2 separate regions of the Homo sapiens genome follow, and region 2 is linked to region 1. Evidence: chromatin contacts called from ENCODE Hi-C or POLR2A ChIA-PET data. All regions are on one chromosome and are shown on one strand. The core of a region is the stretch at or near the end of the contact, and the rest is flanking DNA. Distances in the headings are between cores, read along the strand shown.

Region 1 (7,770 bases), core at 2,615-5,114:
ATGAACAGAACCTCCCGTTTGGACCAGAATTTTGGCATTGTTTGGACAGAGGCAGATTTCCAACCTTGCAATTAGACATCCCCAGAGGAGTTGCCTTTAATATTTACCAAACTGGAGAAAGCCCACGAGACCTTGAGGACTCCTAGGAAAGTTTACAAAGCATTCTAAGTGAAAAGTAAAAGGGAAAGATACAGAGTCAAAGTGGGACCTGGAAAAGCCAAGGTTGAAGCTAGGTTGAAGTTTCACTGAGTAAAACAGTCTGGGTCCAGGTCTCTTCTTTGCAGTTTATTTTATTGGTGAAAACATTTTTTTTTTTCCTCAAGACAAAATATGGTCAACTTTATATGAAAGGTGTGTATAACAGAGTATAAAATTTTGAGTTTGGGGAGAGATTTCCAGATCTAAAATTCTGTGATCCTAAAACTGCCTCCTAAGCCTTTGCATTAAATTAACTTCCTTCTGATACAGCTATAAAAATACTAAAGTGTTCAATGGTCGGCATATTTTATTTTGCCCTAGTACACCAGGAAACAAATAAAGCCAAATAGTCCTTTCAAGAATTATTTAAATTCCTCGGCTACTTCTTTCTTGCCCACGCATTTCATATACACATAAGTAAACACTCCTGTGCAAAGTTACCCATGAAACAAGGGCTGCCAATAAATGCTGTGTAAGATATTTTCACCCTTCCAATTCATAATAGGGAAAGCAGATAAATCTAAGAATGAATAAATTGCACATTTGTTTTGTAAAAGACAAACAAAGTGTTCCTGGAACACAGATTTTCTTTCAACCACACCCATAGAGAAAAAGAAATCAAAGTACCCCTAGGAGTATTCTTCTAACACACTCTAGTTGGTTGTAGCTGGTTGGGTTACATATACGTTACTTGACTTCAGTCAACAGAAAATGATCTGTAATAAATTGCTAGTAACCAAGACTGAAATTTTAAACCATAATTATGATATTCTATTAAAATGTCATCCCATTCCTGAATTTCTCCTATACCAAAAAAAAGTGAATGCCTATTTTAAAATGAAACATTCAAAGGGAATAAGAGACCCAACATTACTAAACCTCATTTCAACTTCAATAAAAAGAACTTTGCCTATTAAAAGTTAATACCTAAAGTACACTGCTTGTAATGCTCAACCAAAATGACTCTTAATTACACGTTTTGTTAACCTCTCTCAATGTCAATTTTTTACTTATTTATATATTTCAAAGTCCGAAACAGAATTCCATAGCGAAACTGTAATTATAACATGAGACTCCACCCAAGCTTTTCAAACAGTAACTGTATACCATTGCTTTAATCCTCAGAGTTGGGCTGGGGGTGGGGAAGGAGTCGGGGAGAAAGGGTAAGAGCAGGCCTTCATTCTGAATAGCAGGTTGCTCAAGTTGTCTTTGTACAAAGAGAGATGCATGAAATAGCAAACACAATGAATTAATGGAGCATTGACTTTCAAATATCCATAATGCTATTTTTTGAAAATAGATAATGGCGGCCAAATGCACGGAGGCTGAAAACATAAATTCCAGAGGAGAAATTTGCTTTTATCTCTTACACAACAATTTAGAAATGTAACTTTCTTTTTCATTCTTGGGGTGAGGGGAGGCTTGTTTCGGAAACATCACACTATTATGCTTACTGAAAACCACTATAATCTACTTCTAACATCAGTAAGTTTTTTAAAAAAAATCTTTTAAAAAAAAACCTTCGCCCCAGGATTTTATAGAGCCTAGTGGAAAAAATATGCATGTTCCTTCCTGCACCTAATTACCTCAACTGAAAAATCTGCCAAGTATTTTGCCCTTTAGTTCTCTTAATCGTATTAGGGCAAATGCATTTGGATGCCAATAGAAACAAACATTTAAAGATTTTCACTTAAAAGATTCCAAATATGTATGAAGGCTAAGTTTGAGACACAATGTCCCTTGTGCTTCAAAGACAACATACAGTTTTCTTTCTCCTTTTTTTTTTAAAGGAAATATGAATGTGCTCACGTTATAAAGCTTGATGTCTAGTTTTGAAACAATTTAAGCAAAATAATGTCAATATGTGAGGTTCTCACAATGATTTATGCTTCCTCCTGTTACTTTATTACATTAGACATTCTTTTCTCAAAGCTTTATACTTTTCACTGTGCTCCTAGCAACCAACCAACGGCAAAGCATCAACTTTATATACCTGGCGCTATTCCAATTCTTACTGCTATTGACAATTATATTGAAGTTTCCATTTAATTGCTGCTCTGTTGTGACACCGAATATTTGTCACAATTAGGCATTTCCTATTTTCTGTCCATGCATTTTTTATTATTACTGAAAATGAAATTTTTATTCCAGAAAACCTAAGCATGAAAATTCTACAGATAAGAGTAGCTACAGCTGTTACTATCATTACCAACATTGTAACATGAAGAAAAAAAAAGAGAATATAATTTCTCGGAAGGTAATTTTCCTTTCAGTCTAAGTGCTCTTATTCATCTTGCAGTTACTCAATGATTTCCTGTTCTAATTACAGGACATTATACAGAAAGACATTTGTAAAAGGAAAATGCAGCAGAGCATATGACTAAATAGCTTGAATTGGTTGAAAGTGTTTAAAATTCCAAAGTTGTACATCAACTTTATCAATTCGTGGTTATAGCTCTATGTAAATGTGTACTGTGTCCTGCCGTATTTTTCAATCTCTCTTAAGGTAGTAAACTTAGTACCCAAAGTTAGTACACATCAAAGGGGAAAACACATTTGCAGTTAAACTGATGTTGAAGAGTTGGAGTCAGGGAAGATCAGTTGTGTGTGCGTGTGTGTGTGTGTGTGTGTGTGTGTGTGTATCTCCCTTCCTCATCAAAGCTGTTAAATTGGAGGCATGCCAAAACAAGGAGTGGAAAATATTAATAATAAAAATAAATTAAATGCCTGATTAAAAGGGAAAGAGAACAAGATTCCATCCGGAATAGAAATGAAAATGCCACAAACTATTTCATAAAAACAAACTGTGACGTAAATTACACATCAGTATTGCACTGTTGTGGTTATTTTGAGAAATGGTTTGTACTGTAAGTCAGCTGGTGCTGCCCCACCCTTAATGATTTTGTAATTCTCGACACAGTAAGCAAGTGGGGCAGCCCTGAGATTGCTGAGACAGAAAACAGAACTAGCCATACAGAACTGGCAATAAAAAGATAATGTACTTTTAACATAACAGAACAAGGAGATTGGCTTGGCTTTATTAACTAAAAAAAAACTACTTTAAATGGTCCCCAGCTTGCCATTTGTTTTGCTAAATGGAAACACAGATCTTCCCAGGATAGGCAACGAAAACATCACTGGAGAACTTAAAAAAAAGTAAATGTGGGAAAAATATATCAGTACATGGATGCAAACAAAACAAAGAATATTTCAAACCCAAAACCAAGGGTTTGAACCAGCTGTTTTCAAAAGCAAACCACTTAAAATAGAGGCATAGACAAATACAAAAATATGTATCAAAATGTTACTATCAGCTTTTGCCCTCACTATTGCTTCATCACTCAAGAAAAAAAACATCACAAAACTAAACTATAACCAAACACTGCTACCACTCTGAGTAACAAATGAACGCAGTGGGAAGAAAGCCAACTCCACCTCCAAGGTTGTCCCAAAGGGTCACTGAATTCTAAGCCACGACCGGGAGCCACTTTTTATCTTGAGAATTTTGCAGCTTATTGCCATAGGGTTCATCTTAGCCACATTTAAATTTAAATGTCACACTAGACAGGGATTATGCAACAGGTGAGACTTCATGGCCAGATTGACATGTAGGTAAAGTTGTTACCACATATGAGGTGTTATTCTATGGGGCCTGACTTACCTTAACTTGCTTCCCCGTCACATGGGTTAAACTTTGGCTAGAGTCAGCCATTCACTTTTTTTTTTTTTGAGACAGAGTTTCGCTATTGTTGCCCAGGCTGGAGTGCCATAGCGTGATCTCAGCTCACCGCAACCTCCACCTCCTGGGTTCAAGCGATTCTCCTACCTCAGCCTCCCCAGTAGCTGGGATTACAGGTATGCGCCACCACACCCAGCTAATTTTTTTGTATTTTTAGTAGAGACAGGGTTTCTCCATGGTATTTAAGCTGGTCTCGAACTCCCGACTTCAGGTGATCCGCCCACCTCAGCCTCCCAAAGTGCTGGGATTACAGGCGTGAGCCACCGTGCCTGGCCTCCACAATGATTTTTTAACCATAATACCAAAAGCACATAAGAAAACAACAAACAATAGACAACTGGACTTCATCAAAATTAAAAGCTTTTGTGCATCAATGGACACTATCAATAAAGTGAAAAGACAGTCTTGGAGAGGGGGAAAATATTTGCAAAGCATATACCTGATAAGGGATTAATAACTAGAATACATAAAGAACTCCTGCAACTCAGTAACAAAAAGACAAACCAATTTAAAAATGGCAAAGGACTTTGATGATTCTCCAAAGAATATATATAAATGGCATCTTAAAAAATGCTCTTCATTAGGGAAATGTAAAGCAAAACCACAGTGAGATATTACTTCACACCCAGTAGGATGACTATTATAAAAATGAAAAGAAAAAAATCCCAAGTGTTGGCAAGGATGTGGAGAAATAGGAACCCCTGTGCATTGTTGGTGGGAATGTAAAATGGTGCAGCCATGATGAAAAAGTATGGGACTTCCTTAAAAATTTATATACAGAATTGCCATGTGATAATTCCACTCCTAGGTATATACTCCAAAGAATTAAAAACAAGGACTCAAAAACAGTTATTTACATACCAATGTTGATTGTAGCATTATCACAAAATAGCCAAAAGGTAGAAACAACCCAATAGTTCCTCAATAGATGAACAGATAACAAAATTTGGTGTGTGTGTGTGTGTGTGTGTGTGTGTGTGTACAGGATAAATATTGTGATTCCACTTATACGAGGTATTTAAAAGTGGAATCACAAAACAGGGTGACTCATAGAGACAGAAAATAGAATAGAAGTTGCTAGGTGCAGGGGGTCTAGGAGGGTTGGAAGGAATGGAGAGCTATTGCTTAATGCATACAAAGTTTTTGTTAGGAATGGTGAAAAAGTTCTAGAAATAGATAGTGGTGACAGTTACACAATATTGTGAATGTACTTAATGCCACTGAATTGTGCACTTAAAAATGGTTAAAATAATAAATTTTATGTTATGTCTATTTTACACAACAATGACAAAGAGGGGAACATCTGGGAAGGGTTATATTTTCTGTGTAGATGCATGCTTGGTTGCTCTGGGGAGGAAAAGTGGTGTCTCTCCAATCCACAACTAGAATATATCCTGGAGGGCACAGAATCGGTGTCCTAATTCTTTGGTATCCCTCCTAGACCTTTGAGAGTGCTGACAAATGTAATTGCCTACAGACAGTGTTGCAGTAAACATCTGAGCCTTCTTCCAAAGGATAAGAGCAGTCATTTCATTAGTTCACCACAGGCTCTGAACCAATGACACTTCCTAAAAGGCTGAAGGAATCTGGAGAAGGTTATCTGCCCAACATGACTGTAGCCACTGCCTGGCAGGCCTTTTTTAGACAAAGGGTCATGTGGTTAGGCAGTCATCTCATTTTAGTGACTTTAAAAAATAAAATAATCTCGCCACTTGAGGAGTTTGTCCACCATGCTCTAAGTGCTGAGCCACCTCTGCAACTGCACTGACTTCTGGGAGCTAACATCTGTGTCAAGAGCACTTTTATAGGTTGCATTGTTTTCCTTCACCTTACCGCAGGGCTTCTGGGGCAGCTCAACAAGGAAAGAAGGGAAAAGGCCTCTTGCCTCTGTCAGTGACTCATCTTAAATCAGTGGTCTTCAAAATGGTGAATCTCTCCTTTGAGGGTACGAGAAGACTTTTTAAAGGGAACCTACATAGGGATGGGGCAGATCTTCAACTTAGATACTACTCCACTCCCTAATGCATCTGCCCAAGAATGAGCCAGCAATCAGAACAGCCCATCTCCTTCTTCACCCATCCTCCATCCCTAGTCCTATTATGAGCACTAAAGAGTCAAATCAAAGTATTGGTTTTGGAGATGCTTCCTTATTGATCTATCAAGGAACCTCAAGCCATAGCCTTTTGATCTTTCCCTTTTTGCACATAGTTCTGTTCAAGAGGAAGCTTAGCATTAGAAATAGAGTACTTTGGCCTGTGTTATGATGCTCTAAATTCAGAAAAGCCAAACTAATAAAGGTTAACGATGCTGATCCATTAAAGTGTAGCTGGAATGCACGGCAAGGCTACCAGATTTTTTGACATAAACTGCATAAACCTATGCATAAAAATTTTAGATAATTTATTTTAGAACTGTTGTGCTTTATTAAACACAGATTTAAACTTCAGATTTTTATCAAATCATATGTAATATGTCTTCTAATTATAGTTAATCACCATCTTATTTCATTTCCTATCATGTTTAACATTTTTTACTTATTAACACAAAATTTATTCAAAACATGATTAAAAATGTAGATGTCCACTTAAAACTGGGCAAAGGAATACATGGATTATTTTTTTCAAAAATCTTTTAGAGCAGCATTATTCAATAGAAACACAATGTGAGCCAACTTGTAATTAACACATTGAAAATGTAAACAGAAAACAGGTGAAATTAACTTTAGTAAGCTATTTTATCTAACCCAGTATATCCAAAATATTATTTTAACATGTGATCAATAGAAGTGATTACTGGCCGCACACGGTGGCTCACGCCTGTAATCCCAGCACTTTGGGAGGCTGAGGTGGGCGGATCTTGAGATCAGGAGATCGAGACCATCCTGGCTAATACAGCGAAACCCCGTCTCTACTAAAAATACAAAAAATTAGCCAGGCATGGTGGCACATGCCTGTAGTCCCAGCTACTTGGGAGGCTGAGGCAGGAGAATCACTTAAACCCAGGAGGCAGAGGTTGCGGTGAGCCGAGATTGCACCATTGCACTCCAGCCTGGGCGACAGTGCAAGACTCAAAAAAAAAAAAAAAAAGTAAAAGAAAAAAAAAGATTACTAGTGACATATTTACATTATTTTTTCATAGTAAGCTCTCAAAATATAGTGTGTATTTTACATTTATAGCATCTCTTGAAGTGGACAAGACACATTGCAAGGGCTTAGTTGTCACAGGTGGCTAGTGGCTACCTTATTGAACAGCATAGCTCTCTTTAGAGCGTCTGCCTGAAAAGAAATTTTAAAATCATTGTGTCCTGGGTCCGAAGAGGCACTTGGGAAAAATGAGGTTGTTCTGTGTACAGGTTCCTTTTGGCCAACTATCTTGAGATAAGATGTTCTGAAATATAGCTAGGAGAGGAGAACAGAACAGGAGGAAAAGCCTCACAGTGCCTGTTATTTCATTGTTCTGATACCCCAAAGCCCCAACAAAGACCCAAAGTTAGCAAGTATAGTTATTTTAGTAGAGATTCTCGCTTGCCACCTTTGGTTTCTGGTGAATAACAAAAATCAATTCAAAGTAAAATAATAATCTCTTAAAAGCTTCAACTGTTAAGACCTGGTGAGAGCCCTCTCCTCTGGGTTAAACATATCCTTCTGCTGTAACCAGCTACAGGTTCACTTGGTGCCATGTCCACAAAACCATCTGCTCTGTTTTCTGTCATGACACCCAGTTGTTCAGAATGGATATTTCTTTCTTTCTTTTTCTAGTGTGCACATTACTAAAAGTAATTTAACAGCTGAAAGAGATACTTATGAAACCTACTGGAAACTGAAACCACTATT
Region 2 (6,750 bases), core at 3,250-5,749, 390 kb before region 1:
CTATTTTTAAATCTGCTAGGAAGGAGGTAAGCATAAATAAAGTTCAATAAGTAATGAAAATGTTATAAATAAACCGCTTTGGGGTATCCAAAATATTTCCTTGGTTTTGTTGTAGGAAACCGTAGACAGGGCAAATATGACCACCCACCCCCGCCCCCCATCGACCTAGAGTATGGTTATTTGTACCTCCCTCCGCCCTCCAACGAGACCAAGGGAATCCTGATCAAGCCCCCTATGAGAACCTGGATCTTTATCCACATCCAGGGATCTCATCTGGGCTTTAGGCGTTTCTTAAACTCCTGAAACTATATGCAAAACTGTATGCAGGAATCTACCCTAGAACTATCACTTGTGAATCTTTCAGTCTTTTTGAAAATCTATATGAAGAATTTTAACTTATAGAGACTGTTGAACAGTGCTTGCCCCCCATTAAGGAAAAAAATGTGTATGTGGTTTGATCTTACTTTACTGAATTTCGTAAGATTCTCTTGAAGACCTCCAAAACATGATAATAACTTCTGAGCTACTTGAACATCAAAATTGAAATGAATGATTTCTTTGGATACTTCAAACTCTTCTATTTTACAAATTTAAAATATATATATTTCTACCAACTCAGCATGATGTGGAGTGGGAGGGTGAAGAGCGACTGAAAACGGCACATGCAGCATTTACCTTACTTCCAGGCGTCCTGGACTCCCCAGTAACATTTCCACAATACAGGCATGGCCCAGGCAGTGCTCTCAAATGATGTCTAGAGAGTCCCTGCAAGTCACCCAGCTCCCTTTTCTCTGTCCTCAGCCCATTCTCACCAACCACAGGGATCTTACACTCGGTGGCTGGCCCGGGGTGACTCACCACGTGCCCGCTGAGATCACGGACAAAGCCAGAGGCCTGCTGGCTCTGATAGTACTCAAGCTGCTTCTCCGCCAGTTCTACCCGCTGTAACAGATTCTCAATAAAGTCCTGGAGCCGGGCTTTCCCTTGAACCTCCTTCTCAGCTGCCGCTTCCAGGAAATGGTTGAATGTGACAACTTCTCTGCAAGGCAAAAATGTCAGAACACAAAAGGGAAATATAAGGCAAGGAATTCACTCATTCAACACATATTTATTGAGTGCCTACTATTTGTCAGTTAACACCCTAGGCAGTACTCCATGGCAATGACGAGAGAGGTAATCACCTCTTTGTGATTACATTTACAGACTGTATTTTAATAGAGGAAGATAGTCACTATAAAACAAACAAATAAATATATGTCAGATGGTCATAAGTGCTAAGAAAATTGAAACTGGGTGCAAGGGGACAGTGACAGAGGAAGGAAAGGAGTGAATAATATTTTAAAAAGCAAAGTTAGAAACGACCTTTTGAATGGGGTGACATTTGAACAGAGACCTGTGGAAGAAGCCATGCAGGTGTTTAGGAAGAGCAAACCAGGGACAGCAGATGGGTCTGAGGTACAGCAAGGGGGTCTACATGGAGGAGGGAGCTAGGTAGGACCTCACAGGTCACTGTGAGACTTCTGGTTTTATTACAAATGAGATGGGAAACCATTGGATGTATTGCTTTTAAGACAAGCTCTGACTTGGATTTTTAAAGTCTGGCGATTGGGAGAGAAAACTCTACAGGGAGAGAAAGTATAGGAGCAAGAGGCCGAGCTGAGCACCAAAACAGCACATCAAATGAGTCATCTTGTCCAACAGTATATTTTTTAGCTTAGAGCTTAGAACAAAACAGCCCATACAGCTACCACGAGGTCAACCCAAAGACCACCGGGAAAACTATTCTAATGCTGACATAAGAGAAGCAATGCATGGGTTGCCCTCCCCTAAGAAGCTGAGCAAAATACTTCAACTACTCCTTTATCTACATAATTCACAAGTAGATTACAAATCCAGAAAAATTCTAATAACTTTATTACCATCTTATATTTTGCTTTCATTTTTAATGGAAATATGAAAATAGTATTTTTTTCTGATTTATAAATAAGCTCTTTATTTAAAAAATTCAAATAACCCATTAGAAATATAAAAAAGGAAAGATCACCTGAAACTCCATTATCCTGAGACCACCACCATTATCTTGGTAGCCATCCTCATGAACATCAAACTCATCCCCAAACACACCCACCCAAGCACACATACACGGTTTTCCTTCTTTTCCTACCTTGCTCTCAACTCTCAATTCCCCTCTCTCCAACCCTCTTTCCTAGGCCAAGGACCCAGTAATCACCACTATGAATAGGTGTATATTGCCAGAGTTCTCTCTACCCTATTGTCTTCACTTAATAAGAAGCCATGAATATCCTTTTAGTCATCACCCTTGTATGTTCTGCAAGTCCCAGGGGAGCTAATGAGTTCCATAATTTTACTGTCCGTTGGGTAGTATTTCCTTTACATGTCTCCAAAATCTCTCTCAGTCTTCAAGGAATGGCCTCTCACTGTTTTTGCCATGTTCAACTTACACAAGATTCTAAAGACTCTACTTTCTGTCCTTTCAGGCTCTTTCAATTTTGATTCGTGAATGCTAATTTTTGTTAATCCAACCTCATTCAGTTGTTCTAGACAGTTAATTAAATTCATTGGCTTCTCTACATCTTCTCAACCTCCACTTGATCTTTATTTTCCACTGAGCTCTGTAATTCTCTTGGGAGTAGAACTTCAGGGAAGTCTAGCTCAGGAAGTCAGAGTTTTACATAAGATCTTTGCAAAATAGCTGGTAGTGACCTCCAGCTCTTTTCTTCTGTACTAATAGTCAGTGTGCCACTTTTACAATTAGTCATGATTTTTCTCTCACAAATACATTACGCCACACATGGCCATACTGAAACTTTTCTGACACTTCCTATAGAATCACACATCCTTACAAAACTTTGGGAATTACATATGTATAAAAACAGACAACAGGCTGGCTCTAATAATGATTCACTCAAAGAAATGCTAGTGATACCAGCCCCTGTTTTTTCTAGTTTCCCAACCAGGATCAAACATAAACCCTAATTCCATAATAATTCCATCATCTTTCAGTAGCTAAGAAATATCCACACACAAGAAATAAGAGTCCTTCTGGAAAAGAATTTTTTTCATCGTCAAGTTTCAAGTTTATTTCCAGATGTTTCCATATTAGCCCTCAATAGAAGATGTGTACTTTTCAAGGTCTTCATTATTCAGGCCATGAACACAAGCCAATTTTTAAGCTCTACCGTCATTCACTTTGATCTGCTTCCTACATGAGCCACAAACTTTAACTAGCAGCAAACGAGTGGCGGGCCCATGTGAATGCATCCCCAGCCCTTTCATGGTTCTTGCTTATGGTTTAGGTCCTTTGGGATGGAGTATTCTGGAAATACACCACAGGAAAATGGTTACTACTTCTTATTTCCAACATTAAGGCTTCAATTCATTTGGAGTCTGAGAATCCAAATTTCTACAAGCCTGTTGTAGAGATTTCCTGGGAGATATTTAGGATAACTGAATGATGCAACTGTCTCCAAACTGTACTTACAGGGCAAACAACCAAAAGTTAAAAAAAAAAGTACCATTTTTAAAAATTCATTTCGGTCAATATTTCCTACATCTTATTATGGAAATGGTTCACATATATTAAGGAAAATATAAAAATTGACCTTTTGGAGGATTCAACTGGGCAGGGACAGAATCAGCTTTTGTTCTCTGTTCTAAGTCCAGCACTCAACACATTTGTGTTTGACACACAATATTGAATAAGTATTTGTTGTAATTAATGTTTATAAAGGACAAGGAAGAAACTAAAAATGACCCAAAATCCCACCACTCAGAAGCAACTACTGTCAATATCCAGTATATTTTTTTCCTGTCATTTATCTCTGTGCACATTTACCATTCCAGGGCTTTCATGCTATACAGTCTAGCATATGCGAAGACAGCAACATTTGATGGCTTAATCTCAGGGGATTAGCATCACAAAAGCAAGAGAACAAATTTGAATGCAACACCTTTTATGATTGTGGCTGTATTTTTCAATCACATATTTTGCCACTGTTTCTACATGAAACTTTTAAAAATTAATATTAATGCTGATATTAATTTTTAATATTAATTTTAATACGCTCCTGGAATGTTATGCCATGTCACAGAAAAGAAGGATCTTTTTTCTAACTTCTCTCAACCAATTATCTTGTGCCCTGAAGCTGAGAAGTTAATACCTTCTGTATTTTTCAACCAACCTGGCACAAACTGCTAACCTAATTTCAGTTTGTAGATGTATTACATCAACTAGGGTGGAAAAAAACAGTTAAAACAAGCTTGATGGTATCCTATGATTTTGTTTTAAAAGACAGGTTAAACACAAGAGAAAGACTGGAGAAGTTCATCATACTGAGATTGTGTAGGGTATCTTTGTTAGATGAAAAAGGGATCAAAACCAAGTGACTAATTGTGGAATATCATGTGTGTACATCTCAGATCCACCGTTCATTCACATCCTGTTCAGTCTGGATGAATATCCAGAACCACCTCTTATTTCCCCAAAGAATCTTGGGGTTTTTCTGAATGGAAAAGAAAAGGGGTTAAACACATTGCATTTGTAACCTCTTTCATAATTACACTCCAAACAATAAAATATCCATTCAAAGTGCAAGACAGACCAATAGATTTCAACGTAAGAAAGTACAAAATGTTCACTGATATGGTTTCAGATCCCACATTGCAATGACTCTTTAAGAAACTACCAACTGTCACATTTGGCACAGCATCAAAGCAAAATATCCATGATTATCTGAGAAGGCTATTAAAATACCCCTCCATTTCCTACTATGTATCTGTGGGAGACTAGATTTTCTTCATCTGTTTCAACCAAAACAACAAATTTGCAACAGACTGAATGTGGAACTACCAAAGTCCAGCTGCCTTCTATGAAGCCACACATAAACTTTTAAAACAATACCGCTCTTTTCACTAAATTATTTTTGGGAAAACAGTTATTTTTCATAAAAATATGTTATTTACGTTAGCATATAATGGATACATGTAGTGAGAGAGTCAAACAATGAAAGAAGGAAATACCGAAATAAACACGTAATTACAAAGCTAGTTAAAAGTGACTAAGAAGAAGAATAATATGATGCTATCGGACAGAACAGTAGAAGACTTGTGTGGTTTTATTTCTGGTTCTCAACCCTGTGACTCAGAATACAGTGTGAAAGCTGGAAGGCCAGATGAGAAGATAAGGGCCAACCTGAGTGAAACTCAATCAGGGTGTGGGTGCAGACCAGTGTTGGGGAAATTTAACTGGTTCTAAGCCACTTCCGGCCCCATCTTCGACTTCTTCTTTATTTAAAAAAAAAAAAAAAGGCCAAATATTATTAAATCAGAGGTTTTAGGCTTCAGTAGAAAACATGCTTATTTAAAGCAATATTTGACACTAAAAAAAAAAATACCAGTACAATATAAGAAACTGACCTTGAAGCTCATTATTATGCAGAATGATTTCCAGATCTGGAAATCTGTCAGATGGATAGGTATCCAGAAACCAACACAGTAGAAGAGGAGCAATGAGGGAAAAAGCCCTTTCCAGAGAGCCAAACCTTCAGTTATATCCATTCACACATGCGTTCATTAATTTACAGGATGACCATATGGTCTGAAAAATAGATAATATTATTTCATTTTTTACAGATGGAATCCTCTCAGTTACTTCTTCTGAGATGGGTTAAAGACAGGTTAATTCAGAAAAATCAAAGACATGCTATCATGTGACCAATACACCCTAGAAGCATGTGCAGAGAGTAATGGAAATATGCGTTCACGCACTGTGGTGCTCACTGCAATTTTGCACAGGCATTGAACTATGCATTTTAATGAGTGACAACACGTTGATCCTATCATGTATTATAATCTACTATCAACAAACCATTTCTTATGTCTATTTTAACTTCCTTCATTTTTGCACTGAGCCACACTTACTTTTGGATATGCTGTTCCCTCTGCCAGGGTCATTCCTCCTCCTCTTCCCAAGCCCCCACAATTAATTATCAATTAACTATTCCTCTAACCTCAGACTCTCTTGCCAGGGAGTATTCTCAGACACATGCCCAGGTGTACATGACATGGCCTACTGTGTTTTCCACAGAAGTTTGTACCTTATCACCATGCACATCACAATGAACCAGTGTGCCATTTCCCCATTTGACCATAAAATCAGTGAGTTCAGGGACCTTGTGTGCTCCTTCACTGTCTGCAAGTACCCCCTGTACCTAACCTGAGCCCAGCACACAATACAGGATTAATGCATTTCTGCTGAATGCATGAAATGTGCAACTATATCTCTACTCGAAAATCATTAACCAACACAGAGATCCTTAAGTTTCTTTTTTCCTTTTTCCAGACAAGTACTGGGGCATAAAACCAATGAGTAACCTACGGGTACCTCCTACAGGAGTAGGGGGTGGGATCTAAAACTGATGCCTCTCTTCTATTCTTAAACACTTTAACATCAGCTTCTCCTCCCAAAGGCGAAGCTCTACCAACTTATTTAAATTTCACTTTACATGACTGATTTATGAACCTCTTCAGAGGAATATGAAACGGTAAAAATACCTCCAGCTAAAAATAGTCTAGCTATTGATCACAGAGCACCTCAGACAGACCATAACGTCAACCACAAGGCAAATCCCAAAGCAGGAGTCGACCACCTCCGAGCACAGGGAGCTTGGCTGCAAACCCATAGCATGGAGTCGGCTCCTGCGCTCTCTTTCCGGCACCACAGGCCTGAAT

The links. Hi-C counts contacts between places; a loop is a spot of excess contacts on that map. ChIA-PET counts read pairs that join two places held with the same protein, here RNA polymerase II (POLR2A). Pooled maps may share reads with other maps.
Region 2: a loop to region 1 is called in a map of natural killer cell, with 4 times the contacts of the local background. The contact joins two enhancer-like sites. A Hi-C loop is called at or near these places in 1 of 168 maps with a recorded cell type or tissue (natural killer cell) and 4 of 50 pooled maps. POLR2A ChIA-PET finds 5 or more read pairs at or near these places in 1 of 52 experiments (SK-N-SH).

Annotation. Positions count from the first base shown.
Region 1 is chr10:61,988,190-61,995,959 of GRCh38, reverse strand. All of the region lies in intron 3 of ARID5B (AT-rich interaction domain 5B), which reads right to left. Among named protein-coding and RNA genes, the nearest start is that of ARID5B, 90 kb to the right of the region's middle. RefSeq lists an enhancer at 7,548-7,770. Within about 2 kb of position 3,864, at least 26 of the 41 ENCODE cell types and tissues checked have a DNase peak (open chromatin) inside an H3K27ac peak, as active enhancers do.
Region 2 is chr10:62,382,685-62,389,434 of GRCh38, reverse strand. ZNF365 (zinc finger protein 365) reads right to left here. Exons shown (of 5, transcript NM_014951.3): 3 at 859-1,039. Among named protein-coding and RNA genes, the nearest start is that of ZNF365, 12 kb to the right of the region's middle. RefSeq lists an enhancer at 4,620-5,819. Within about 2 kb of position 4,499, at least 5 of the 41 ENCODE cell types and tissues checked have a DNase peak (open chromatin) inside an H3K27ac peak, as active enhancers do.